Regions from separate parts of the Mus musculus genome. Here regions 1 and 2 are each linked to region 3. A link is a loop called in an ENCODE intact Hi-C map of the cell type or tissue named here. Cell type or tissue: heart. All regions are shown on one strand. Links, peaks and the distances in the headings refer to the core of each region. The heading gives the core; the rest is flanking DNA. Region 1 holds the start of Gm10612 (predicted gene 10612). Region 2 has its middle 21 kb from the start of Gm10612. Region 3 holds the start of Acsf3 (acyl-CoA synthetase family member 3).

The links. Peaks named below come from ENCODE experiments on the same cell type or tissue, not always from the same donor. Only the 100,000 strongest peaks of a DNase experiment are listed, where the experiment ranks them.
Region 1: it touches region 3 in a loop (1.8-fold over the local background); 3 of 42 quality-filtered maps call a loop at or near these places.
Region 2: it touches region 3 in a loop (1.8-fold over the local background); 4 of 42 quality-filtered maps call a loop at or near these places.

Annotation. Positions count from the first base shown.
Region 1 is chr8:122,694,309-122,703,740 of GRCm38, reverse strand. It overlaps Gm10612 (predicted gene 10612), which reads right to left and starts at 5,882. Exons shown (of 3, transcript NR_166074.1): 1 at 5,722-5,882; 2 at 5,468-5,634; 3 at 3,581-4,934. It also overlaps a transcript of Cbfa2t3 not described here. In heart, for the core only: a CTCF peak has its summit at 6,299; DNase peaks (open chromatin) are centred at 2,940, 4,440 and 5,960; H3K4me3 peaks cover 3,472 bases; H3K27ac peaks cover 5,260 bases; H3K27me3 peaks cover 1,166 bases.
Region 2 is chr8:122,714,140-122,723,885 of GRCm38, reverse strand. No RefSeq gene overlaps it. Among named protein-coding and RNA genes, the nearest start is that of Gm10612, 21 kb to the right of the region's middle. In heart, for the core only: a CTCF peak has its summit at 4,145; DNase peaks (open chromatin) are centred at 2,879, 3,365, 3,935, 7,887 and 1 weaker place; H3K4me3 peaks cover 1,576 bases; H3K27ac peaks cover 3,699 bases; H3K27me3 peaks cover 4,208 bases.
Region 3 is chr8:122,771,257-122,781,002 of GRCm38, reverse strand. It overlaps Acsf3 (acyl-CoA synthetase family member 3), which reads right to left and starts at 5,517. Exons shown (of 10, transcript NM_144932.4): 1 at 5,413-5,517; 2 at 368-1,057. The coding sequence starts at 1,033. Gm39271 (a long non-coding RNA gene) reads left to right here and starts at 5,555. Exons shown (of 3, transcript XR_879309.2): 1 at 5,555-5,719; 2 at 6,670-8,897. In heart, for the core only: no CTCF peak of the experiment used is centred there; a DNase peak (open chromatin) is centred at 5,362; H3K4me3 peaks cover 1,349 bases; H3K27ac peaks cover 1,380 bases; H3K27me3 peaks cover 1,749 bases.

The DNA of each region.
Region 1 (9,432 bases), core at 1,433-9,432, 78 kb after region 3:
GTGTGTTTATGTCAGTGCATTTGTCTGTGCATGTGTCTTTGTGTATAAGTGTGTATGTGTGTATGTGTGTGTTTCTATGTGTGTATATATGAGAGTGTGTGTGTATATATATGTGTGTGTATGTGTATGTCTATGCATTTGTCCATGCATGTGTCTCTGTATATGTGTGTATGTGCGTGTGTCTCTGTGTATATATGTGGGTATGTGTGTATGTGTGTGTGTGTGTGTGTGTGTGTGTGTGTGTGTGTAGGTCAGAGAATAGAAAAGTACAGAGAGTTGGTTCTCCCCTTCCACTTTCTCTCAGGTTTTCAAGCTTGGTGGCAAGTGCCTTTACCCACTGACCAATTTCACCAGTCCTACCTGATGTTTAAGATTACAGATAATAGCCAGACATGGTAGTGCGTGCCTGTACTTCCAACATTCAGGAAATAGAGGCAAAAAAAATCAGGGGTTCAAGACCAGTCATAGTTACATAGTTAGTTGGAGGTCAGCCTGGGCTACTTGAGCCCTTGTCTTAAATTAAAAAAAAAAAAAAAAAGTTTAGTGAAAGCCCGTGGTCGAGCCCCACAGCCTCTAAACTGGACCGTGATCTGCACGTGCACAGAAAAATGTTACTAGAAACTTCATTTTTAAAAAGCAATGCAAATTTGTTTTCCTCGCAGATACAAGTTAAGTTCCCTTCCATTCTGTTCTGAGGTTACTTCAATGGCAGCACTAGTTTACACAGAGGGTCCAGTTTCAGGAGGAAACCTGGCTAGCCACACCAGTGACTCATCAGATCCAAAAGCTTTGACTCCAAGCGTCTCCCAAATCCTTCCAGGTGCCTAAAACACCCGTCACTCTCTCAGCCAGGCCTACCAGGATCTCCATGACCACGACACACCTGCAAACAGCCCACCGACTGGAGGAAGGGCGGCACCCTTGGTGTGACTGTGAAGGCGGGGTTGGAGGCCCCAAGGGAAGCTGACCAGCAGGCACCAGGTTCTGTGGCTGCCTGCTGCAACAGAGTATTCAGAATGCTACCAGTACACTGTCCAGGCCTATTTAGAGCTCCCTTTAAAGCGCCCTTCAACACCAAAGAAAGATAGATGGAGTGAGAAATTACGAAGGAAACAGTGCTCACGCCTAAGGGAGATTTTCTCATCTCTGCCTGTTTCTGCCTCTGTGGTTCAGGCACCTGCTGCCCCGGGCCAGCTGCACTTCTGGCTTCCCAGACCCAAAGGAAGTGAAATTAAAAGAGATTGCTGAGGAGAGCAACTCCCCAAGAAGGGTGAGCCTCCAGCCCCAACCTCACAGTCATAAAGAAACCAGGGGCTGCCCTCCACACTGGCCCCTTAAAGAGAAAGTGGCTTCAGAAGGGGCTTCCCCACCAATAAGCAGGCAGCACCCAGGCTCTCAGGATGCCTGCTTCTGTGGGTCATTGCATTGTGTGCTGGGTCATATACAGGCTGGACTCTCCCTTGGGACACCTTGGTTTCCTGCGGCTGAGGGACCCGGGCTTGATGTAACAGTGGCCAAGGTAGATAGGACTTTGTGCCTGACAGTTTGGGTCATAGATGCCTACAGATTCACCAATCTGGGTTAAGCCTGGCTGAAAAAATGCCAGCCCTTTTTCAGCTGCTGGGTGACCTTGCTGAGCCTCCAGGTGATGCACTGGTGGCAGTGATGTGCTGGTGGTGGCAACGCTGACACTTGTGCCTCACTAGAGGCTGAGTGGGTTCTCCGAGGTCACAGGCAGGCCTCGCACATCCAGGTGTTCAGCAGATGCGCTTCCTGTGTGGTTTGCTGAATTTATTTCTGTTCTCAGAAGCACCTTAAGGGGCAGCCGTAGAGTTTTCCAGAGATGTAAGCAAGCCCCTAAAACATTGGGTCCCAATTCCAACCCTCACAAGGGGTTAATTCCAGCCTAGGGACCCAAAAGCAGGCTTGTCCTCTCCAGATGTACATCTGATGATCACAGTCCCCGTCCCGGATTTCCACGTGTCACCCAGCCATGCGCTGTGTCACCTGCTCTCTGGTTCTGAGTTTGCTCAGCCCCACCCTGTACTGGGCAGGGTTGGTGGCCAGCACTGGACAGGCTCACCTGTCACCCAGTGTATGGCTCCTGCTACCCACCCTAACTAGACAAACCTCACTTGGGACCAAGAAGCAGAAGTTGGTGGCCTGCCGCTCAGCTCACAAGGAGCTGCACAGGTCACTGTTCTCCCCCCTCCCCCCAATCTGGAGCGGCTGGGACTTACGGCCCTCCTTGATGGGTTTAGAGACTAGAGACATCAACCTGCAGACCCTATCCTTTCTGTATAAAGTGGATTGCTATGAGACTTGTGTAGCCTCTTCTTTTCATCTGTCTGTCTGTCCACCCATCCATCCATGATGCATCTGTTCATCTACCTACCCAGCACTCATAGAGTCTCACAACCTAGAAGAGGAGACAGTGTAAGCTGAGTGCCTCCTTGCCTCCAGTCTCCATAGCCTCTGAATTCCTATTCTCAGCTTTCTGGTTAGACAGCAGATTCCTAAAGGCCTGGAAGGAAGGCTGCCCCAACCTGGAATCACTCAGCCACATCATTAGAGAACTTTGATGGACAGCTGTCTCCTGCAGTTTCCAAAAGACAGAAGCAAGGCCATCTTGATGTCTGGCCACCCTGGCATGGGAAGAGTGTGAGGGAACAGGAGGGAGCCCCCAATCCCTGGCATAAAGCTGGGTGCAGACTGCAGACGGCCATGGTTTCTGCAGGGAACCGCGGCCCCTCAAGCTCTCTGCAGCCACTTCCTTCCCCACTCCTTCCTTATCTATCGGACCACCCAGCGCAGAAAGCCACAACCAACGTCTACTTCCCCACAAACACCAACTGCCCTCCTGGGGGCATAGGGAGCGGATGATCACCCCCAGGTGCTGGGGCAGTCCCCCACTTGTGAGCAACTTTCTTCTCTTTCAAACCCCACCTCCGTGAGACCTGCTGATTGGAAAAGCATGCGGACAGGGCAGTAAGCAACGCCAGGCCTCCTCTTGAAAGCGGAAGTGTCCCATCTGTGGGCCCCACAGGTGCAAGCCAGGAACATCTGCCTCGGAGCTGGTGGGGAGCCACCCACTCCCACCAGCCGCACCCAGGGTCCAGCCCTGCTGCCTCTTGGGCTAGGGGCTGTTTTCAAAAACCCCTCACTGCCCCTGATCCAAACCCTTCCTTGGCTCACTCACTCACTCTGATATATTTGGGGGGAGGGGCTGTGGCTCAGCTGCACTGGTTCTGGGGACCATGACACTGCTCTGTTCTTCAGAGGTCAAGGAGCCTGGCCCCTGCAGGACTGCTGGCACTGAAAATAAACAGACACAACCCAGTGCCCTCGTTGATCCCATGCTCCACCCTCATCAGAACACAGGGAACACAGTGACACTGGTGGACTGTCCTATCTCACAGCAGGGTCCTCTCTCCTCAAACCCTGAAGAGAACAGTCAGCCAGCAGGGTAGAAGGGGCAAGCAGGACCCCATGTTTTGGAACTCAAGACCTAAGCTTGTAGCTTGTTGTATTACTCTTAATTTCAAGACACTCAAGGCCAAGACAGTGACATCCAGGAAGACATGAAACAAGGGGTTTTTAGTAGCCAACTATCTACATGAACAAGCTAAACGTTAAATCAAAGCAAAGCATAGTGGCCCTATTAGCATCCTAGGACCATGTCTGGGAACCCTTACCAGGTTTAAGAGAACATTATTCCTTCCCATGAAACCACCCTATAGTTTCATCACCGTTTAGTAAGTGGCTTTCTCTGGAACCTGAAGCTATAATAGCATTATTTCTACTGGGATTCACTTGGAAAGGGGCCTGGAGTTTCTCCCAAGTAGACAGCCTTTCTAGCAAGCTCCAGGTCACTAGGCAGAGAGGCCAACTGCCTATGTGTGGCCTGTTTGGCTCAAGCTTCCTTTAAAGAAGGTAATATAGGATGGGGTTTCCACAGCTGGGAGACTAGACTGTGACCCTGATCCTATCTGAGGCCAGGCACAACATGACAATGGAGATTCTTCCAGGCAAGAGGTGACCAGAGAACCACTGATGGTGATGGAGAGACCACCTGAGCCATGGGTGGGCAGGAGGCTGGTCAGAGTCCTGACCATGCTCACTCCTGACTCTGCCAGCACCCCCAATAGGTCGTTCATTGGAGGGCAAATAGAAAGGGTTTCTTGGTCTTGGGCAAAGTGTGGCTGAAGGCAGGCAAAGTGGGTGGAGTCTCTGGACCTCCCAGGCCACAGGAAGGGCTATGCCCCATGGGAAGATAGACAGATGAGCCAGAGGCTCTGGCCAGGATGGACATTACTCCAGGGTGGAGGAAACACACTCCATGAGCCACACCAGATTGGGCCCAGTGGGAGGTCTCAGGGCTACAGGCGGGATAGGAGGAAGTTGTTGGGAAGTCAGACCGGAATGGCATGGTGGAGGGAGAACCGGCAACCAGGCAGATGGTTCCTGACGAGGAAGCTCTGGGCACAGCTGCAGGCCCCCGACCCCCACCGCATTATCACTGTGACACAGCTGGCTGCCTCACCCCTGAAGGCTGCAGGAGGACCTCCCCCATGCTGTCCCCAAGCCCGCCCCGTGTCACATGAGGCCCTGCAGACTCCCACCCTCCGTCCAGGGCCACAACCCAGCTCTGCCGGCTGTAGTGACTAGAAAGGCCTGGAGCCTCCAAGGAACAGAGGCACGGGCTCCGAGACGCCAAAGCTCCTCCAGCCCTCCTGTTCTCTCCAGACCCCACGAAATCAGAAAAGGTGCTTCAGGGTGGGCTCTGGAGGCCGGCCAGCTCCCTCCAGCCCCAGGTACCATCAATCTCCGGCTCCATCTGCAGCTCCATGTCCCAGGCATCCACCACCACTCTGGAGAGTGGGGCACTCCTCTCGGGACCCCGGGGTCTTCAGAATGGAAGCCCAGGTAAGAGGCTGGGGGAAGGGGATGGGGGGAGATTAAAGAGTCAGAAGCTAAAACAGGTGGAGCAGGTGACAGGAAGGTGACATCTCCAAGCTGCCGTGTGTGTGTGTGTGTGTGTGTGTGTGTGTGTGTGTGTCCAGCTTTGTTGACAGCGTGGCTGTGTTGACCTACCTCAAATATCAACACAGTCCCCCCACCAACAGGAACGTGTCCCTCACAGCTGGGGCAGGTGGCCCCGTAAGAGCATGGCAGCTGCCAAGCCTGAATCCTGGCCCCACCCAGAGGCAGGTGCATGGCTCTGTGTAGGAGGGAATGGGCTGTGTCTTCTACAGTGGGGGCTTAGGCTAGAACTCAGGGGCTCTCAGATACTTCTAAATACAAAGAGGAGGTTAAGGGCAGGACAGGGCAGGCCCGGGCACATAAGCATTACTTCCAGCAGAGCATTGGGGGAAATGAGGACCTGTCTCAACCTCATTTCCAGCCAGGGGCTGCTGGCTTTAGGGAGGGAAATTCAGCAAGCAGCCATTTCCCCTACATCACTCACCTCACTCCAAGAACCTCAAGGACTCAGAGATGCAAGCAGGTGGCTCCATCCCGGCTCACAGGCACATGGCCACACTCTAGGCAGCCTTTGGATCCTGCCTGAGCCCACGGTGCTTGTGCTGTGGCAGTCAGATTCACGTCCAGATCCTGGGCCCACGGCACCCTTTTCTGCAGAGGGAAACACTGCGAGGTTTGCCCAAACCTGCGGCTTTCCCAAGGCCCAAACATCCAGACCCCAGGTCGTCCAAAACATACAGGACTCAAACGATGGTGCCCAGGTATATGTGGCCCAACTTCCCCACAACAACATGTGTTATTTTGGGCTTTGGCCAGGTGTGGGATTCAAAGACACCAGGGAGAATGCTCTTGTTCACAGACCCAGATGTGACTACCCTGCAGGCGAGCGCAAGGGAACTACCCTTCCCAGAGGATGTCCTCATAGACCCACCGCCCTGAGAGCTGCCGCCAAATCTGTCCCCTTTGCTTCCTGCCCTGGGCCAGGTCCTTCCTCCCTTCTATCCCAATCTCCCACATGGCTCCTCTGAGACTGGGAGGAAGGCAAGAAGTCAGCCGGAGGTGGGAGAAAGGCCACTGTGCCATTTGGATAGAGCAGTTTGGAGGGCCCTTTGAAGCTCAGGGCCACGAGATGTGTTTGAACTTGGTTGTGCCTTTAACATGGATGGGGTATTGGTGGAGCAGAGGTGCCCAGAGCAGTCTGCATATGTCTCTGACAGAATACTCACCCACCAGTGTAATGTCCCCACTTGGTGCATCCCAGTAACTCCCTAAAAACCTCACCCAAGGAGACAAATGTGGGGCTCTGTAATGCCAGAAATCAACACCAGAGGCAGCATAAAGCTGAGCCACTTTGGCAGGTTTAGATGACTGTAACCCTCCAGGAATCTGAAAATCTTGGAGACAGAACATGGGTTAATTGGCTTTGTTGATTGCCAACAACCTTTGCCCTACAAAGCCAGTACATACCGAACACCGTAAGCTGGGTTCACCGTTAACAGCAACAGAGTAGGACTCTGCTGTGAGCTGAGGCATGCCAGGCTATGGGTGAGGTGGATAGCCAGGGCATGGACTTTCATCATCCCTGTGACAGAGAAAGGAACAAGGGGTCAGCACTGCACAAAGCCACCCCACTCCTTGGAATGCTGGTGTGGTATTCCTGTCTACTGCAGACCCCAGAGTGCCGCGGGGCAGAAGCAGGTCAGGTAGAGTGTTCACAGTCTTGTGTTTATTAGGCATCTATTGTGGGCACTATTCATAGCAGGGCACTGTAGGTCTTGGAGGTTTGATTGGATGGTGGCTTGCTTCCCAGGAGTGGGGCCAGGAGGGTGCCGCATACTGAGGGAGACCTTGAACACTACCCACAGACATTGTAGGCTGGAGGATCCAGATGGATGTATCCCCTTAAGCCAAGCTTGCTGGTGTGGCCTTAGAGAAACATGGGGCCCAGTTCGTCAAGCAGGAGGTAGAGAGTGCCACTTGGTGCAGGAGCCCAAGCGGAGGCAGGAGGGACAAGGTAGAGACAGATATCTCAGCCCAGACTGAAGTTCTGAGCCCAACCCTGGGCTAGCTAGATTCTACTAAGTATTCCCTCCTCCCTCCTCTCCCCTGACCCCTCTCTGTCTCCTCTCTCCCTCTCCCTGTTCTCTTCCCTCCTCCTCCCACCAGTCCCACCACTGAGCTTGAATGTTCATGGGGCCCTTCCACGTGCATAGATTCCACTAACCCTGAATAGAAATTACTCCAGAGAAACACTGGGTCTCTTGTAGTTGTTTTTATAGGTCTGTCCATATGTGTTAGAGATCATGTCACCCAGCACACATGCACAGGTTCTGTGCCGATGTTGGGCCATTTTGTAGGAATGACTTGGGGGCCACGCCTTTTGGTGTCATGGTGCAGCCAGCCCTGGAATCATTCCCTGTGTTAACTAGAGATGAATGGGGAGCTGACACAGTGGGTTTCCAGGGGGGGTCTCTCACAGGCAGGGACCAGGCTGTCGGAGGGTTGCTCACACCTCCACTAGAGCATCCAGCCTGCCTCTTCCAGCTCCTGCTGGATCTAGGCACCCCTCATCTATGGCAGCCTTGCCCACCCTGTCTGCATCCTTCTAAGGCTGCCTTTCTGGCAAGGACACTGATCCTGGGATTTCAGTCATTTTAGGTCTGGTGCAGGATGGAGGGAGGGTGCTGTCCAGGTCTGCTGTGCACGGCAACTGCCACTTACAGGAAACCAGAGCCTTACTTTCATGGCTGATCCCATGGGTTCCGGCCGCCAGGGGCACAGAGGACATCCCAGGGCAGCCACAGTAAAGACCAGCATAGAAGCCCACGAGTACTTCCACTTCACACTTAGCCTCCATGTAGGCTGCCTGGCCTCTGTGCTTGTTGGTGGGACCAGCTTTGCCAGGGATGTGACTCACAGAGGAGGCAGGCTCCCAACGGATGAGAGAAGACTAATGTGGGAGAAAAATGTCTGAGGTGACATGTCCCAGAAAGCAGAACTGTGGGCCTCATGGGAGTTTGCAGACAGCTAACAGTGACCTTTGGCCCTGGTCTGATGGAATGATGGTGACCTTTGGCCTAAATCTGTGTGAGTGACTGTGATCTCTCACCCACATCTGCTTGAAATGAGGTGACCTCTGACGATTTCTGTGTGAGGTGACAGTGACCTCTGACCGGTATCTGCTTCAGGGGATGGTGGCTTCTGACTCAAGTTTGTATGATGTGAAGATGACCTCTGACCCATGTTGTGCCAAAACACCTTCATAGAGACCTTCCTGTTAGGCTCGCCAGCTCTGATCCTGGGCTGTGACCTTGAGCTCCACCCTCAACCTCCAGCCCCTCTCCTTCCTGACTCAGGCCTGGTGTGCTCAGAAGCCTGAAGCAATAGGTTGTGGCCTGTCCTGCCTCCACGTCTACCTCTGTCTTGCTGGCCACATGGTCTCAGGAGCTTCTTTCTGTGTGAGGTTGTGTCTTGAGAGACAGCAGAAGATGATACAGAGGCTCCCAAGAGCACCCAGCATGCTTTGCTGAGCCTGCAGCCTAGATTTAGGGGCACGTGGGTTCAAGTGCAAGGATCTCTGCTGCGGTAAAAGACATAGCCCCACAAGCTCAGCCCTGGAGTGAAAGGACCAGCTGTGGAGCCTTGGTCATCCCTTGGTCCTATCTGGAAGACACACACACACACACACACACACACACACACAGAGAGAGAGAGAGAGAGAGAGAGAGAGAGAGAGAGAGAGAGAGAGACCATCATGAGGGACAGTTTGCAAAAGTCAGGCAGATAGAGGAAGGCAGAGACCCCAGCATGGGCAGAAGAGAATATGGAGGCTAAGTAGGGGTCACCACCAGACCTCTTGTTCCTCTTGCTGTCACGATGGACAGTGTCCCCATCCACTCACACAGAGTCCAGGTAAGGCAAGGTAAATGCTACTGCTGTAAGCCCTAACGTTCTCTCCTCCCACCCTGGGGACAAGAAGACAGTTCCTCCTGGGAGATAGCCTGTCATCCCCATACCACATACCATCTTCATCAGTAAGACAAAGATAAGAGGCCAGGAAGATTGAGATCTGAGTAGGGTGTGTGCAGTCCAGGCCAGCTTCCTAGAGACAGTGTCCCCGGGGGTGGGGGTGGGGGTGGGATGGGGGAAGCTGCAAGCTACTCCTCAGGCAAGGGCAACTTTCGGTTCTTCCTGTAGGTTACGCTGAAAGCTTGGTGGGCGTGCTAGCCTAGATAAGCCCCTGGTCTCTGATCCCTGAGGGAATGCCTGACCTGCTCCTTCTAGAACTGCCCACCACCTCAGTGGGGGAAGCCAGGAGAGGAGAGAAAGTGGTCTCTCTGAAAGTGATCTACCCACCCATCCCTGGGAGTAGTATAGGCCTGGAGGTGTGGCCAGCATGGTGAATTCTCCATGAAGTTCCCAGATGCAGGTCTACCCAGCCCAGGAGGA
Region 2 (9,746 bases), core at 593-8,592, 57 kb after region 3:
CCCACCTGCCACCAGACCCCCCCCCCCCATTCCCTGTGTCTTATTTGCAAAGCTGAGATGGTGGTGGTGACCAGCTCTGGAGGACGCCGTGCTCATCACCCCATTTGCTGCTCCCAGAGACCACCTGTAATGGGAGTCACACCCTCTGAGGATTATCTGTCCTCCAGAGTCAGCGGCCCAGCCACGGTACAGGCTCTTGCTTATTTTTGTTTCTTGTTTGCCAAGCTAGAGCATCCTATGAGGAGCCATTGAGGGAAGAACACTTTTGTGTTAGCTCATAGTCCATCACAGGGAAGACAAAGAAGCAAGCACTTGAGAGAACCGGTCATGTTGCACGTGCAGTCAGGAGCAGAGCGAGGCGGATTGATAGAGGCACACGCTAGTGCTCAGCTTGCTCTCTCCTATGCTTATTCAACCCAGAAACCCTGCTCCACCATGGGTCACCCGCCATGGTCACCCGCAATGTGTGAACCGTCTCAATTAGTGCAATCAATACAATCCTCACAGACCATCCCAACCTTGGCAGCACCTCACTGACACTCCCAGGTGATCCAGATTGTGTCACATTGACAGTTTAAACTGACTATCACACCATCAGACTTGGATGAGGACATGTGGGCGGGTCACTGAGCCCCTGTCACCTCCATAACCCACTCTCAAGAGAGAGCCTCCTGTCTCTGTTCCCAACCCTCTGCTCACTGTTCTAATGAATGACAATGTGGCTGATATTTATATTTACCTGAGCCCTCTGGCCCTTGCCTCTGTGGCATTTGATCAGTAAGGAGCCAATCCTAAAACAGACCCTTTCTTTGTGGGGGCTGGAAGTGGAGTTAAGGCTGAGAACAGGCCACTGGAATGTGACTGCATTTAGAAGACCAGATTGCTCCAAAACCTAGAAGGATCCTGTCAGTCAAAAACATGTGTCAAAGAGGAGGGTTGCAGCAGTTCCTGCCCTGTCTTCAGAAGCCATTTCTCATTGCACTCAGTACACTTTCCTGAGGCACAAGCAAGGGCTGAACCCTGCGCTGTCTGCTGACTGGCATTAAGAGGCAGCAAAGACAGCAGAGTGTGGAACAAGGGGACACAGCATCACTGTGTCCCCTTGGCATCCCTAGCATCCTTGTTGGGAGTTCCTGTGTCAAGCTCACAGGAGGCAGGACAGGCTCAGAGGTTGGGGACATGTCTGAAGCCATGTAAGCAGGAAGGGTAGAGACAGTGTGTGATCCAATTTTGTCTTTTCCAAGGTCCATCTAAGTTCAGGCATAGTTGCCTTCTGTGCCTCGGTTTCCCTGGCTATGGTAGAGTTGTGAGAAGCAAGCATGCAACTTTGCACACGCAGAGCAGACGGATGGGATCTGATGCTCATCTCTCAAGGCCTTTCATGGCTGATGCTGGGACCCTTCCTGGAAGGGAGTGAGCAGGCTGGAACCTGGAAGATGGCCAAGGTTTCTCTTCCTTGGGTGACACCCTCGATGGGCCTGCCTGCTTAGCTTGGAAGTACTTACAGGTCGCTAGAGAATGTTTGATGTAGGTGTGTGAGGCAGGACCAGCAGGAGACTGAGGAGGCGTGGCTTCCAAGAGAGAGATGAAGCCCCATCTGGGCCCTTGGAGCTAAGCGCCACGCCAGCTACAAGCTCTGCTGGGCACTGAGCTCAGCCTGTAGGTGTGATGATGCCACAGGTCTGCCTTGCTCCATGCAGGACCTTGTCTCTGACCATCCTGGCATCTCTTTGGCTCTCAGAGCCCTCTCAGGAGTTTACAGCAAACCAGAGAGACGGGGGTGGGTGGGGGCAGTAGAGAGACTGTTCAGCCAATAGTTAAGAGCTCTGGTAGGTTCCGGTTTTCCAGAGGACCCTGGCTCAATTCCCAGCACTTGTATGGCGGCTCACAACCATCTGTAACTTCAGTCCTATACCCTCTTCTGGCTTCTAAGCACCCTGCCCACACACAGTAAACAGAAATACATGCAAGCAAGACCTCCTCCACACATGTAAAACGAAAATAAAGCAAATCCTTGGATGGGGATTGGGATCTTTTGTGCAGGGATAAGAACATTGGAACTCCTGGTTCCACAGGTAGATCAGGGGTGCACGGCTTCTACACCTCATGACTTCCGACATCTCACCTGGAATGTGTGCAGGTTCAAGCTCCCGCTGGATCTATATCCTTGGCCTCGTATCCCTGTCACCTTCCAAAAGGCCGCTTGCCACAAGATCCTGCCTCAGGTATGCAGCTAAGGAGTCCAACCAAGATCTGCAAGCGTGATCTGTGCCCAGGATGGTATGTGTGCTGTGCCAGAGGCAGAAGGCAAGCTGAGCGTCCTTTTCAGCCTTTGCTCCATCCATTGCTTCTGCCTGAAGCATCTTTTCTGACTGCCCTTAGGCTCCCTGCCCATACATCCTGTATCTCCAGCCCCACCCAGCATCCAAGGCTGGTGAGTCTTTCTCCTTCCCCTCTCAATGTGCCCAGGAGTGCCCACAAGCCGGGCTCTGTCCCCAGATCTGGGGTCAGATGGTGCGTCCTGTTGTGTTTGGGGGGGAAGCCTCAGTATGAATAGTGACAGGCAGAAGGCCTCTGTAGAGGGAAGTATCTCCACTGAGATGTGACAACGACGACGACGACAAGGAGCCAGATGCCTGGGTGCCTGGCCCCTGTCAAGGCCACTTACAAAGAGAGACTGGCACGGAAGTCAAATGGACCACAGGAGACCCAGTCAGGAGGCCTATTGCACACTGTAGCAGCCAGGAGCCGTGGGGTCTGGGCAGGCGAGCAGCCTTGGCTGGACCGGTTTCAGCAGTAACCCTGCTGCTCTGGGCATGTCCCTGTTTTCCCTTCCTGTGATAAATGTGCTTGTGTGAGCCAGCATCCAGTCAGGCTCTGACAGCTTAAGGGAAGGGGAACGCTGGATGCCAGCACACACTTCTCAAGGCGGGTGAGGTCTGCCCTGAGAATGCATTCAGAGCTCAGGAGGACTCCAGGGACAGCTGTAACCCCCTGGCATCCCCTCCACCAGGTGTTTGAATCCTCCCCACCTGGCCCCTCCATCTGTGTGCCAAAACCTCATCTCTAAGAGAACGTTGAGACCCTGAGACAATGGGGAGGAGAGGAACCGTAAGGAAAGTATTTGATGATGAGTCGAGCTATTGATGGTTGCGCTCACCCCCCCCCCTATTTTCCACGGCCTTTAAATGCCTGCAAGCGGATTAATAAGGTCTCGGTAATAGCTGGCAGTCTATATTTATTCTATCTGCGATGCCAGTTGGTCAGGCCCTGTGAATATTGATGATGGCCGGGATTGAGGGCAGCGGCGCCTGGCTTTATCTTGCCCGCGCAGGCTGCCAGAGCCCTTATCAGCCCGGCCGGCTGCTGCAGCTGCGTCTCCCGCAGGCCCGCCCCACCCCGCCTCCGCCGCTCGCTTTATAATCAGAAGAGAAGTTGCTGCCTTGATATTTCCATTTTTATCTCTCCTATTTACTTCATTTAATGTCTTTCAGGGAATATTTTCTCTGCAAGAAGGCAAGTCTGTGGGTCGCCTACATCTTACTCCCCCCTCCCCCGCTCCTTGCCCACGTTGGAGAAAAGCGGGAGAGGTGGAGCCCCACTCTAGCCCTTTGGTCCCTCTCTCTGTTCGTGTTTGTCTGCAGTGGGGGCTATGATTTCCTCCCTGGTTCCACGCTCGTGGCTTCTTCTCCCTGCCCTTCTCTCTCCTCACCCAGGACTTTGGTTCCCACCCCATCTGTCCCCTCCAAGTGACCCATGGGTCAGCTCAGCATCCTCTTGGTGGTTAAGGAGACTGACCCACAAGCCCCTGAGACTACCCCCCATGCTGGCTGACCATGCAGGCTCAGAGGCTGCCCTGAGGGGCTGTGCTGCCTGCCTGTGGTCGGTCCAGAGCTCCTGGCCTGTGTCTCCACACAGCCCCTGATTTCAGGAGATGTGGTTATCTTCTTCTCACAGACGAGGAAACCAAGGTTCTGGGAGGTTATCAGCTGTGGCCACTTGCTTCTGGCTGGAAACTTGTGACAGAGAGGGCGGGACAGCAGGCAGGCTGGGACAGGTCATGTGCACACCAGAATTTGGAAGGAGTTGGTGCTGAGCTCTGCTAAGCCCTACTTTGCAGAGGGGCAACGCTGCCCTTACTGCCTCCTTTAGGCAGCACGTGGGAAGTGTACCCTGAAGCCCCTCTTGGGTAAGAAGTCTCCTGGCCTGGAAGTCCCACTGCCCTCCCCCACCTCTCCCTGCCACCCTGTGTTTATCTTTTTTCTGACAGTCTGTGCTGCCCCATCCCGGTCAACTCCAGACCCACACCCACACCCACCCACACACCCCCAACGGTTCCCTGGTCCAAGACCATCAACTCCCCTACCACAGGTCAGAGTCTTAAACCTTGCAATGGCAAACATTGACCTTATTTTTACAAAGGTCTTTGTGGGTGACATTAAGTGAAGGATCTTTGTGGCAAGAGCGGTGGAACGGTCCTAGATCCACTGACAGCGTTCTTAGAAAAGAAAGATTCAGACACACGTGGGCATGGGCACTGCCACATGAGGCAGGCATTTCAGGATGGAGCCAGCCTGGCATCCAGGTATTGGTGATGGGAGGTGTGTGTGTGTGTGTGTGTGTGTGTGTGTATGTGTGTGTGTGTGACTGAACCTGAAACTCTCCACTTTGAGCCTGGTTTCTCCACCTACCAATACTGCAGTTACAGCCAAACAGCCGTGTTTACATGGGTGCTGGGGATTTGAACTAAGATCTTGGTTTCACAGCAAATACTCTTACCCATTGGGCCACCTGCCCAACCTGGCTTCTGTTTTAAGCCTGTACTATGGAGTCTACTGTTCCAGCAGTCTCAGGAAGCTTCCACTGTGAACCCCACTCGGCTCCAATGGAGACCCAGTTCACTTTCGATCTCAGTAGTGACTCCTGCCCAAAGCTGCCCAAGGGGCGTTTGTTGAATGAATGATTAACTTACAGGGAGGGATTGGCCCGTTGGCAGGAGGCTCCAGCAGGCCTGGAGCCAGCTAATAGGTTCAGGGGTGTCAAGTTCGGGAAACTGAGAGCCACACGACTGTCATGGCCGTGGATCTCCAAGTGTGTACTCTGACTCCCGGGGCCTCACAGTTAGATGTCCATCCTTCTTCCTGGGGGTCCTGAGCCTCCGTTCAAAAACCTGAGCTTCGGCAAGTCCCACCTCACCCATGGAGGAGCCCAGCTGCCCAGCTGACCCAGATGTTCCTATAAGGATCTGGTGAGTCCACTGAGGCCTGACCTGAAATAGGGGATTAGAAAGTCCTGGAGCCCAGCAGAACTCCAAGTGATTTTTGTCATGACGAAGAGAAAGGTCAAAGGTTATAGGGAGGAGAAGTCCCCTCATCCTTCCTCTTTCTTTGGAGATGGTGAAACTTTGATCCCACCCAAGCAGCTCAGGAAGATCTGGGGGTCAGATCCTCCTTGATTGATGAGTCACCTGCCCTACGGCTCTCCCAACACACAAAAGGGTCTGGCCATTCTCCGGTGGCTTAGAGGAGAATATCTAGAGGTTCAGGCCAGAGGAAACAGAGAAGTAGACTGGAGGAGGAAGAGGTGGCAGAGATAGCAAGCTTGGGTATCAGAGAGACATGCTGGATCCTGGGAGGGGCCTATGACAGTGGGGACATTGGACACAGTGGATCTGGTAAGATGGATGCCCAGCGTGGTCACAAAGGAGCGTTTCTGGCCCTGTTAAGCAGGAGGTGCTGGGAAATCCCCAGGGTGGCCCCAGCCGCAGGTCCAAGGAAGAGGTCACAGGAAGCCGAGAAACCAGGTTTCTGTCTTACATGCAGGTGGCCTGGCACAGGTGGGCACTGGTGTTGAGAGGAGCAGATGTCCTAGGCAAACTGAGCCGAGAGTCCTGGAATGAACGAGTCACAGTACCCTGGAGTGGGGGGACTGGATGGAAACCAAACACAACAGAAATGGTCACCCGGGGTCACGCAGGTGATGCTGTCAAGGGCCCATGTTTCCTGGCAATGGGAAGAATGAATTAGTTATACACCCAACAGGAACACATCTGGAATTGAACAAGGAGAGCTAAAAGCCGCATGGGAAAGCCTTGCTATGAGCATTTTCATAGGGTATTTAGCTGGCACATGAGGGGAGGGGGGTCTTAGGAATCCCATCCAAATGGCAAGGGGGTCGTGGATTCTGGAGTGAAGAGGTGGAGTTGTGCAAGCTGACTGTGGTACAGTGCATACAGCAGACAGGGGACAGTGTATACAGCAGACAGGCAGACAGTGACTACAGCAGGACCCCGCATTTGTCCAAAGGGGTTTAACTGTTATGTGTCTCCTTTGCTGCATGTAAATTCCACAGGTGACACTGATTGCAGTAGGTCACAGTGTTGGGGAGATGGTGACACAGCAGAGACACTGACTGCTGATGACCGCTCAGTATGTCTGTCAGCTCTGCCTCAGGAGCAAACATCCTGCCGTGACGGCTGGGCAGTCACGGACTGGCTATGGCTGTTCCTCTTATGGTGCAGACAGGATCAGCACCTTGAGGCCATCTTGGAGCTCATGGTGGGACCTCACCATCCCGAGCTGCTGCTCCTACATGTAAAATATAGACCCTACATGTCCCAGGCTCAAGGGTTAGGAGACAGCATTGCAGGCCTTCCCAGAGAGGTAGGGAAGTCCTCAGGCAAGGCAAGGAGGGAGGGTCCTGGTCAAGCTGGCACTGTCTGACGTCTGGGAGGCTCCACAAGGCTCCAGGTGAGGAAAGAGGAGTGAGACAGGGGGACAGAAGGACTCAGGACAGAGCTGAGAGGAACAGAACCCAGATGGACTGGAGCCATGGCAGGCATTTGATGTGGTTTTGACTCCCTGGATCCCCTCATGGCCATTGTGGATGGGATCATAAGGAAGAAAAAGAAGCACACGCGGGCCCACAGTGCCTACAGCTGTGTGCCAAGAGCATCCTATGTCTTTCCTGGGCATCTGGGACATGGTCAGCGGAGGGCGGTCTAGGGCTACCTGGGACCTAGAGTCTCTGCTGTGGACCAGTCTCATCCTCAGCCTGCAGCCTCCTCTGCAGAGGATGCTCCATTTGCTCTTGGTGCCAGCCAGGCGATCTGCCAGGCCGCACAGCTGTGTGCCAGATGCAGAAGGCCAGGGGGCAGCTGTCCATCTGCCTCTTCTCCCAGGCAGCGCCTATTTTTAGAGGCAAAGCCTCAAAGCTGGGATGAAGCAGGCGAGCCTGCCAGCTGTGGGTGGGCTAGAGAGGGCTCAGCCAGGACCACTCGAGTGAGGGGCAAGCTTCCATGACAGTGTGCCCGAGGTCTCAGCCTGGGACCCTGAGGCCCAGGCTGCCTGCTTCTTCTCTGTCTTGCTTTTCCTTACTCCCACCTCTCTGGGAACACCTATGCTTGCCTGGCCTCCAGGTTCCCGGTTTCCTAGGGCTTCTTGCCTATCACCTCCCAAAAGGTAGGATCCACTTTGGATCCTCTTCCTTCTCCATTTCACATCTCTGATATCACGTTATGAGGCAGGAAATATGACCCTTGACCTCTGCCCCATCACCCTAACATCTCCCAAGGGGCACCTCTAGTTGCTCTTCCCACACGGGATCATCTGGATCCTTCCCCACCTGCCAGCGGATGCTGTGGGTATCTCCCTCTGCTCCACCCACCCTGGATTTCATCAGCTCTCACTCTCAGCTCCATGGCAGCTGCCTTGCTCCCCTGGCACAGCTCAGTTGCTCCATCTCACCCCTGGACTATGGCTTCACACATATAAAGCTTGCAATGCCATGATGTCACCTCCACACCAGCCACCCTAGCACTGAGCACCAAGATCTCACTGCCCTGGTGCCCTTTTGCCTCCTGTGACCCGCCTAGATTCCTGTTTCTCTCCTTCCCAAGCCATGGCTCCAACTTCCACTTTCCACAGCTGGAAAATCCCTGACCAACACCCAGCCTCCCCTGGCCACTCCCGGCTATAGTGTTTTTCACTGTGTATGGTCAGAGGTGTTTAGCTGTGTCCAGGCTGGACTTGGCCGTCACCCTATCGAAATAAAGCATCTATTATCACCCCCGTGAGACCCTCACAGTGGAGGGAGCAGGGAGATTCATGGGACTCATGGGACTCACCAGACCCCTCCCCCAGGTTGTATCAGAGATGGAAGGTTGACAGGAGCAGGAATCTTGCCCATAAATTACCCGGAGAAGTTCTGTTAGTTTAGGTACCTGTGAGATCCCCATGTGCCTGTAGGTAACCCGAATTCTTTCTTTGGATGGTGGGTGTCTTCTCAATCTGGGGTGAGTAACATTTCATGGGGGGTGGAGAGAAATCACTCAACAGTAAGGTAAATTTCAGACTTTATAGACCCCTTCCAAGGACTGGAAGCGATTTGGTGCTACCCTCAAAGACAGAGAATCAGGGCACATGGCCTTGTCACGGCCTTGGTTAATCCATCTTCTGTCTAGGCCACAGGAAAGTCAGAGGAGAATGACTGCCATCAACAGAACCAAATGCCCAAACCGTAGGTGTGTGCCAGCCATGGGCTCCGTGGAGCCGTCCCAGCGTGTGACCCCCATCTGCCACCCACTTTTCCCAATTCTGTACCCTACAAGGGTCCCAGAGGTCCCTTGTACAGGGTCTATATATCAATGATATCAATGGCCATGTCAATTCGGGACACAAGACCTGCCTGTCCACAGAGTGTCACTGGTTCACGTGCTGTGCGCAGGCAGGGAAGGTATGCTGGAGTGGTAGAAGGAACGGGCCACCATGGCGCTGCAGCTCTCCAGAGAGTCAGGAGCCCACCAGAGCCAGGCTTCTGCCCTTCCTAGGCCCTTGGGACTCAGCGAGGACTCGGTTATACTTGGAACACAACTGTGCCTGTGTTCAGGGAAACAGAGGGGTTCAGAGCAGAGGTGGGCTTGTCATTCTTGGTTAGGAGTTAGTAGGCACAGGGAAGGCACACAAAGCTGGAGTAAAAGCCACAGCTGCCTCTATGCCTCGAACCCACTGACTGACTATGTGCAATCTTCCTGGACACTAAGACAGGTCAGGATGACCTAATGGCATCCCACTGATGTGTACCAAACAGGCCCATCCAGGCCTCACCAAGGCTCGGGAATCATCCCAGTATGTCAAATGGCCTTGTACATTGCAGCCTGGGCCAGTCCAGCTCCTGGTCCTCCGTGGTATCAGACAAGGCAGAGAGAGTTTGTCCCCAAGTGGCCACATTGTCACAAAGTACAGACTCCACAGCATCAGCCCATGCTTGGGATCCCCCTCGGGTAAATGCTGGTTCTGACAGGCTTTGTTTTAGGGCCTTTGTGTGTTAGTCCATCAGTGGTCCCAAGCCACGGATGTATTTTAATTCAGTCTCAAGGCCCTGTCAAGGGTAACTTGAGGGTCTGTTGAAGCCATTTAAATGAGACTAACAAGACTCAGGAGCTGGGAACAAATGTGTGCTCCTTTTAGATCAAGGAGAAAGGCCCAAGCCAGGGTAGAATGAGAAAGAAAGAGAAGTCGACTTCTTACAAAGGAGGCAGAGCTGTGTCTGATCCTGCTCAGGGGGAGTTTAAGGCTTCTTCTAAGGGACACTCACAGAGTGAAGAGGAAGGAGACGGGTGGGAAATGGATCTCGTAGTGAAGATGACAAAGCAAAAGGGCCTGGTCCTATAGGTGTGCACATCACAGCTAAAAGGCCAGGACGATGCAAAACCAAATAAAACAAGAACCATGGCCACCTGTTGGGGT
Region 3 (9,746 bases), core at 492-8,491:
CTGGTTCTGGGCGTGGCAGAATATAAAGCTAACACACAAGGCTGGAGTTGACCGAGAAGTGGCTCCTGTTTCTAGGGCGCTCATAAATCCCAACCTTAGGTACTGATCACACACCCCGACAATGCAGGGATCCAGTGATCCCCCTGTTCTGTGTGCCTCACCACCACCTACTGTAAGCTGATGGGTCACTGCTACTCCTTGTCACCAAGCATTTCAGAATTTACAGGGTAGTGACAGCTGTGAATGACACTAGAAAAGCAGGCCACCCCGGGAAGCACCTCAGGGCCCCACTCAGTGGTGACCATAAATGAGGCCAGGACAGTGAGAGAGGAGTACAGAGAGGCCCCAGGAGCACCCTGGCACTCACCACAGCGGCTAGGTTACGGTGGGTGCTCAGTGCACCCTTGGGCCTCCCTGTGGTCCCGCTGGTGTAGAAGATCATGGCACCCCGGTCACGCCACCCACTCTCTTCAACTGGCTGCTCTGTGGGCTTCTCTGTTGCTCCATGGTAGACGGCAGGCGTGAGCGGCAGAAGAGGGACTCCCAGCCTCTGAGCCAGTGGACTTAGCCGCTCCAAGTACTCCTGGCCAACCACCACCAAAGAGCTCCGGGAGTCCTGGATGAAATACTCCAGCTGGGCCTCAGGGTGCTTCCAGTACAGTGGGACAGCAACACCACCACTCATCCAGGAGGCCCACTGTGCTACAACGTAGGAGACGTCATTGGAGCACAGGAAGGAGACCCTTTCTTCCTGGAGGTCCCCAACTTTACAACCCTGAAGCCTGCAGATCTCCTGGGCCAGACAAAGGCTGCGATCATACAGTTCCCTGTAGGTGTGATGGCCATATTTGTCAATAAGGGCAATCCTGTCCCCAAAGGCCAGGGCACGGATGAATACCGGGACACTCCCATCCGTGTGGGCCTCTGGGGTGGTAGGCAGGAGGCTATGTCCTCGGTGTCTTCTGGGAATCAGCTGACTGGAGGCCAAGGACCAGAAGAGACGCCTGAAGGGCAGTGCCAAGTGAGGTGGCATCACACCGACAAACCACTGGCTGGGCTGGGGAGGATGAGAGTGTAGAGTGTGAGAATCTGGTGCCCACCCAATCCCTGCCCATAGCAAGGTTTAAAACACGCCCTCCAAACACACCCAAAGCACACCATAGCAAGGTTTAAAACCCTCCAAACACACCCAAAGGCTACAGAAACTCTTAACATAGCATCCCCTAAACAAAGGGGCTAACACTCTCCGTGGTACAACCTGTTTAGAAAGTGTCTAGTATCAAAGCTTTTTATTTGCATTCTTTAAAGAGTTCAAAACCATGCAAAAGTTCCGAATAATTTAAAGTTAGAGAAACCAAATACAGTATACGTAAGGTAAAACCTGAATAATGGATTTTGTGATTCTGAGCCTGGAAAATCACTAGTTAGTAGACACAGGCATTGCAGGGACTCCAAAGTCACCCTCGCCCCTCTCAGATCCCATCTGAGACACAGCCTGCTCAGGAAGACACAGCTACTTCTCCCAGCGTGCCCCAAAGCGTGGTGATTCAGCAAACGCGACTCAGCAGAACCTAAGGAAGGCTAGACAACATCAGTTTGTCTTCCCGAGTACAACTACTAAGTTGTAATGAAATACGCAGCAGCTGTGTGCTCAGGAGAGGGAGGAGGTCACTGCTGAGCTCTGTGAAGCTGAGGTCCATCCCAGAGCAACACAGAGGGGCCATCACACTTCCACACCGGCTCTGTTCTAGATCCGCTCCCCAGTGCTAGCTAGCAATGTCCCCTGCTCTGGCTTTATAACCCTCATGTCACATGTTCCTTATTATCTGGCAAGATGACAACCCCCACCCTGTCTGGACTCCATCAGTTAGAACACATCACTCCCCACTAAGGCCCTTTGGCTTCAGCCTCACCTACCCACCAATCACTTGTGGCTTTCATTTGAGCAGCCTCCCCAACCACAGTTAAGAGGCAAGAGGCCATGCCTGCTTTGGCAGACACAGCTGAGCTGGATCAGTGATCAGTGCAGAGGTTATGGTGGGCTGAGGGCACTGCTACCTGTCTCTTATCGAGGCACTACACATTCACACTAGACATCACTCATATGAAGTCAATAAAGTCACTTGCTGATGGGAACCTTGCCACCACCCCAGGCCATGTGGCTAATGTTCCCTGACAGATACAACAGCTGGCATGCTCTGGGGTGATAGCTGAGAGCCTTACAATATCCTAGGAGGCCCAGGAGAAGGACATACCCTTGCCTCGCCTCCCTTCAGTTCCCTCTGCATCTCGAAGACAACTGCATGTCACATTCCCTCTGTGAAGTCTGTCTCCACTAGCATGTTCTTTCTGACACATACCAACTTTTCTTTTTCATTAGCTTGCCGGGGTAAGCCAACACGCCACTGCCTGCTATATGTACTAAACACAGCTTTGTTTTTAGGAAGAGTCTCACTGTGTAGCTCTGGCTGTCCTAGACCTCTCTCTGTAGACCAGGCTGGCCTTGAACTCAGAGATCAGCCTACCTCTTCAGTGCTGGAATTAAAAGTATGTGCCACCACACCAGGATAGCGTTATTCTCTTATATACAGACTATTTGCAATACTTACATAATTACCTGACAAAACAAATTCTACATCAATAAATAGTCTGAATACTAAATTTTGTTCTGTGCTCAAGACCTTTGGGAATGACTGCTTGCCTGCCTTCTTGCTGGGCTTGGCTGCTCTCGCTTCTATCCAGGTGCTCAGGTCAAGATAGCAGGAGAACTCCACCTCACTTTTCTGTGCAGAAGTTAGCTTGTGGCTGCTTGCAGGCTCTAAGCACATGGGGTCTGCATGAGGCAGTGAGGGCCCCACAGCTGCTCTCAGCTCTGCTCCACAGGGGCTCAGAGGTCCCAGGCTGTTCACACTCTGGATTTCTACTTCTATAAAGACACCAAAAAAAAAAAAATGCAGGCGACAGCAGGGCTAGGCAAGAGAAGCCAAGAACTTGACAGCCATGTGGGCTTCCAGAAGTCAGCAAGCACGGAGTAAATCGGGGTGCTTTAATTCTCACGCCAACAACTTCTCTATTTGTTTCACAGTCAGAGATGCCAAAAGCAAGAGAAAGACGCGCTGGGTGGTATTTCTGAGTTACAGACTTGGGACCAGATTCCTGTGGGTTAGAGTGTGAGATGTCCCAGGATGCTCTGGGGGAAGAGTGGATCAACAGGAAGGATATAACATCTGTCATTCATCTATTTTCTCTGCACAAGGGAACAGAAAATAGAGAAACTCACACAGAAAGACCTGCTGTGTGAGAGACACCAGAAGCATCTAACATGATGCTACACTACAGCCTCCAAATGGCACAACTCTCCTTCTGAAGCACCCAGAGAGCCCAGCACTCAGGAGGTACTGCCTGTTGCCTAGCACCCAGATGTGGAAACTCATCAGCATCAGGAAGCTGCACAAAGGAACCCCGGAGACCAGGTTACTGATGAAGAATTGCCTGGAGAGATGATGGCACACAGGAACAAGGGCATGGGAGAGCCCTCCTGATACAGGCCTCTAGTCCTAGGGAGGGCAAGAGCTTGGATCATGAGAAAGAAGCCCTCTTAGCAGTAGCACAAATACGTGCAAACCTTCCCCCCTTGTTGCATTAACACTACGACCTTAGGGACACAAAAGTTGTGCATACAGTACGCTCACACAAGTGATCATGGCATTAACTGACACTAGCCAATGGTCCTTTGAAAAGCATAAGTAGATCAGAGACACTCAAACACACTTGTGTAATAGAGCGCTGGCCTCCACCAATCTATCTGGCACCCTCCTTTGGACACCTCCGTACCCCATGAGGTGGTAGGGCTGAGTCAACCTGGCTAACCAGGCATAAGCAACACAGTAGGGTGGTCACAAGATTTGGAGCAGGCAGAGTTGATGCAGCTCCAGGACCTCTGGGGTAGAGTCCTGAGCCCTGAACGTTGGTAGCCATGGACAGACACTGGGCATCAGGAGGTATCAAGCCAGGCTCCTTGTGGAATAGACTCAGTTACAGTTACCCATGGGGCCCTCATTCTGTGAGGAGACACCCACACCAGCAAGAACAGTGGCCCCCATGAGGAGGACACACTGACCCTGGGGTGACAGGTCAGAGAGGGTGGTAGAGGAAAGAGCAAACTGATTCCTGTGTGGACAGCTGTACTCATGCTGGGGTGGCACTGCTGTGCCATCGTCAGTTCTTATAAGTTCTACCATGTCCCCTCTGAGGCACTGTCTTACTCTCTCATATATGGAAATGGGACCAGTGCAGGCCTCCAAAGCCACTTTGGTCTTTGTACTGGCTGGATTTGTGTCAATTTAACACAAGCCTGATTTATCACAGAAAAAGGAGCCTCCCTTAAGGAAGTGCCTCCATGAGATCCAGCTGCAAGGCCTTTTCTCAATTAGTGATCAAGGGTTGGAGGACCCATTGTGGGTGGTGCCATTCCTGGGCTGGTACTCTTGGGTTCTATAAGAAAGCAGGCTGAGCAAGCCAGGGGAAGCAAGCCAGTAAGGAATGTCCCTCCATGGCCTCTGCGTCAGCTCCTGCTTTCTGACCTGTTTGAGTTCCAGTCCTGACTTCCTTTGGTGATGAACAGCAACATGGAAGTGTAAGCTGAATAAACCCTTTCTTCCCCAACTTGCTTCTAGGTCATAATGTTTGTGCAGGAATAGAAACCCCAACTAAGAAAGTCTTCAAGCATGAGCCTGGCCCAATCATTAAACATCTGTCAGCATTGAGCTAACTCCCAGCTCGTCCAACCAGAGCCAGTTCTTTAGGGCAAAACACTGTCTATTCAGGGCATCTGGCTGTGCATGGTTCCCTGACCCACTTCATGTCCAGGGATGTCATCAGAAAGGTATGTCTACATCCGTCTGGAGACAAGGGCAGCAGGGACACCGGTTTTACAATAATCACGTTGGCCTTGAAAACGCTTAGCGCATTTCCGATTTCAGGACTCCCTCTCGGGACAGCCTATGGCTTAGATGTGCTCCTACAGCAGTATCTGGAGGCTCTCACGGGTCTTAGTGGTCAGCCACAGGCAAGTTCCCTCCCTTCCAGGATGAGAATCAACACACTTCTCTTTTAGAGAAATTCCCGGACCCGCTTCCAAATCCAGAAGCCCTTCCTCGCATGCACGCTGGTCCCGTCCCTGACGCCCTAGTCGGCTCTCGGGACCCATCCGAGCCAGGACCCTGGCGACCTGCATCCCACACGGTGCTCGGCGCAAACAAATCGGGGAGGGGTTTCGTGTGACGTCATCCCGGGTCCTTACAGAAGTGTCCCTCACGCTGTGACAGACACCTGCCCGACAGGTCCCACGGCCCCCGGGTCAGCTCCAGCTCACCTCGACACCCCCTTTCTTGTAGTCTGCTGCGCGCTCACCTGGGGTCAGGCGGGGTTGGGGTGGGGGTGTCAGGGGTGGGGCACGGGAGTGCGAGGTTGTCCAGGTAGGTGAAGCGGGCCGGAATGAGTCCTACACCTAAAAGTGTCCGCAGGCGAAAAGTGTCCGTCGATCTAATACGTCCCGGGATGCAGCGCCTGAGAAATGCGTTCCGGGAACGAACGTTCCTGCTCATTCGCATACTCCATCTGCTCGCAAGTCTTGAGAGGGACTGGCAGAGAGTGGCCTTTAGGTGCCTGACATCTGTTACCAGATCTCTGGATCCATTGTCCTGATGGAACAAGTACTGTGAGTTGTTTGCATTGGGTCCTATTTAACTGTTGTTATTGAGACAGGGTCTCATGTAGCCCAAGCCAGCAATGTAGCTAAGGGTAACCTACCTCTACCTTTTGAGAGATGACTAATTATAGGCTTGCTTCGCCACATTCGGCTTACGTAGTGCCAAGGATGAAACCTGGGGCTTCACACATGCTAGACAAGCACCGCAACGACTTGGAGCTGTATTCTCAGCTCTCAACGATCATTTTAATAGGCATGATGGCTCCCGTGGCCAAAGGGACCACACAGCTGTGGTCACCATCTTCGCCAAATCAGGATGTAAATGGACTCCCTTGGCCCCTGAAGAGGGGTTCCTCGGCTTGCAGCTGGGGGGGTCTATATGCTAAACACACCTCTGTGACACAGACCAGGAACTGTGGCAGGATGGAGGCAAGGTCTCATTCTGTAGCACAGGATGGCATTAAACTCCTGGTAATCCCACTGCCTCAGCCTCCTGAGTATAGGGATTACAGATCTATGCCTCCACAGCCAGTTTTAGGGTAGGATACTAAATGCTTTCTGTACAGTAAAGATAAACCTTGAAACACTAAGGTCTGTTTGTCAGTGGCAGCAAAGCTATAGACAAAACTCCTCTCCCTGCAGCAGCTGGGGAAGTCTCACAGACCTCCATGTAGGTAAAACACGGATTCTTGACTTAGGCTTTCAGGAAGATTCATTATGAAGCACATTTGGAGTTAGCAAGACGTAGCTTTAATATAGTTTTAAGCATTACCATTGAGACATACTGGTGAGGGAACTGATTTAGGCGAAGGATGGTAGACGCCCTAGTACTGATGTGGGCTTCTGAGGAGAGCACTGGGTGTCTTTACAATAGCCATACACAAAATTCAGGAGGCTTCTGAAGTTATACAGTTTCTAACAAACTTTTTGTTTCCTTTTCTTTTCCCTTTTTTGGCAAGTGAGATCAAAGAGAGGAAGAGGCAGAGAATCAACGTGAATCAAAATGTCTAACATTGGGATTTACACCACAGACCCTAGGACTTCTATGCTTAAATGTCTACACCCAAAGCATAGTCCTAAACATGGCCAGAATGGAGACAGATTCTGTGACCCCTGGGCCTTGGAAATCATCAAGAGTCTGGATTTGGGTTTGGAGTGCTCAGTTGTTAGCATAACCCCCAGGATTATGCCTAAACAAGACATGTTAATCACAGTATTTAGAATGTGGAAGCAAAAGGATTAGAAATTCAGGGTTATCTGACTACATAGAGAGTTTGAGGTCAGCTTGGGATACATAAGATTGTCTCAAAAACAAACAAACAAACAAACAAAACCACAAAACCATCAAGAGAAGAGATAGAGTGGCTGGAGAGATGGCTCAGTGGTATTCCCCTCCCAGGGGGTCTGAATTTGATTCTAAGCACTTATACCAAGCAATTCACAAATGCCTGTAACTCAAGCTCCATGGGCGATCCGGCTTCTGTGGTCTCTCTGTCTCTGTCTCTGTCTCTGTCTCTGTCTCTGTCTCTCTCTCTCTCTCTCTCTCTCTCTCTCTCTCACACACACACACACACACACACACAAATAACAAGAGGCCCACAGGGTCCAGTCCCATCCAGCCCCTGAGCTTCTGATTGACATTTCAGTGACCACAGCATGGGTTGTCTGGAATGACCAGATATTTGAGGTTATCCAGATAGTCACTAACAGAAGAGATGTGGACTAACCAGCCAGGAAAAACAAATGCAGAAAGCAGGCATATCCATGTGAGGAAAACTCCAGCACGACCCCCATTACTGTCCTCAGCTGAGTTACAGATGTCCTGAAGGACCAAGATGCTCTAGCAGAGAGTTCCCCAAAGGCCTGAGGACTAGGAAGAGTGGTGGCTAAGCAGGATCCTCCACAGAAGGGCTGGAAACAAGGGGGAGGGGTGTGTCTGGACAAACAGCCGAGGTGGAAATCGAGGGGGAAGAGATTGGCTGGGTCTGCTGGGAAGTCTGGTGGGCAGGATTTGAGGTTTCGGGAAGGGAAAGTGGAAAAGACAGAACAAGGGAATTCATAGGAGGAATTCAAAAGAGCCAGCAGAGACAAGGCCATAAGGGCCTGGCACAGAGAATCAGGTGGACACATGAACTTTGCAAGTGCAAGGGTGGAGTGTAGCAGTTGCCTCTCAGAGGGAGGCTGTGTGCTCAGTCCACCAGAGCACTTCCTGCTGCGGGAAAGTGTGAACTGCCATTACTCTGGCCTTCTTCATCACTGGCTCCCCATCGTGGTCCAGGACAGGTGCCTGTCAACAGATGTGAGATAAATGGTAGTAGCCAGACAGCAGCACCTGCAGCCTTGGGCAGGAAGCCAGCTCCCACCTTCCCTCGAGGAGATGGCTGAGCCATCCCACGTGACAGTTTCAAGTCAAGATGCAGCCTCTTTTTCCACCTTGGGTTCAGGTGGTTGAGATGACTCTGCACTTTCTATGCCACATCTCACAACCAGACACCAGACCTTTCCCTGCCCCCATCAGATGCCCGCATACTCCAGACACCTGCACACCTGCCCTTTCCAGGAAAAAAAAATCTCCTCACTGCAGCATCCTGGAAGGGGACTCAGCCCCTCCCCCAAGTCCTTTGCACCTCCAGCTTAATGAGCAGAAGCTGCTGGGGGCGCCTGGGTCACACCTTCTCACTTGACTGAAGCATAGCCCAGATCTGGCTGGCAGGGAGTTTGCTCACGAGGGGAACTTCCGCAAGCTGTGAACGCATTACCTTCTGCAAGCGGCCTGTTCTGTAGGCGCCTGCACTGGTGTCCTGGTGAGACCCAGCCCTGGGAGTACTGATGCCACCTTGTACCTGGTGACTGAGAGAAGAGATCGTGACAGTCTCTGACCTGTTTTCTGTGTCCAGGCTGGTCCAGCCTACATGGAACAGGGCTGACCCAAATTTATGGCTAGACACTGAGAGGTCATGTACATTCCCAGGGAGGATATGGAAGGTGCCCTAGCCTGTTTGTTGTTTCCTTGATTGATCCTGTATCTAGAGAAACCAACTTCCACGGAGGGAAGACTCAGGAACAGCCTGTGGAGAGTCTGCCTGAAGAAAACAGAGGCTTCTGTTCACAGTCCCATCAAGTGTGTACTGGCCAGCAAATCCCACAGTACCCATGGAGGCTGAAGACCATGTACAACTTGTGGGAGGTGTGATTGTGCCCTTCTGTGTTTTAAAAAACTATTTGTTTGTTTGTTTGTTTGTTGTTATTTTATGTACATTGGTGATTTGGCTGCATGTATGTCTGTGTGAGTGTGTCAGACACCCTGAAACAGAGTTACAGACAGTTGTGTATGTGGGTGCTAGCAATTGAACTGGGGTCCTCTAGAAGAGCAGCCAGTGCTCTTAACTGCTAAGCTTTATCTTCAGACCCCTCTTCTGGATTCTTGATGCTTGTGATTGTGTGGATAACATTTGTTATTTTTCACTCATAAAGTTTTTTTGAGACATGGTCTAGTAAATTCCAGGCTGGCCTCAAACTCATTATATATCTGAAGGTAACGATGACCCTGAACTCCTTGCTCCTTCTGCCTCTGTTGCTCAAGGTCTGGGATGTCTTTCACACATAGTTTATGGGTGCTGGGGATTGAAACCAGGGCTTCCTGCAGGATAGGTAAGATCTTCACCAACTGAGCCATCTCCCTAACCCTAAAGGCTGTGAAGTTCTGAGGCAATGTGAACATATCAGAGGAGTAAGGTCTGGCTTCCATCTGGGAGGGGACATGGGAGGGGCAGGTGAGCTTCTCAGACCTTCAGCTCCTCATCTGTAGGAGAGAAGGCCATTTCCAGTATATATTATAAAAGTCAAATAAGGAATCCCAGGTAGGACACAGTGCCAGGAGAACAACAAGCATCAAACACATCAGACACCATTCTGTCACAAACCATCTTTATAATTTTATATCACAGAGCAGTGAGGGCTCAGATGATCTGGTTCAAGAATCAGGCTTTAAAAAAAAAAAAAAAAAAAAAAAGAGGACCATCATGCTTGACAAAAG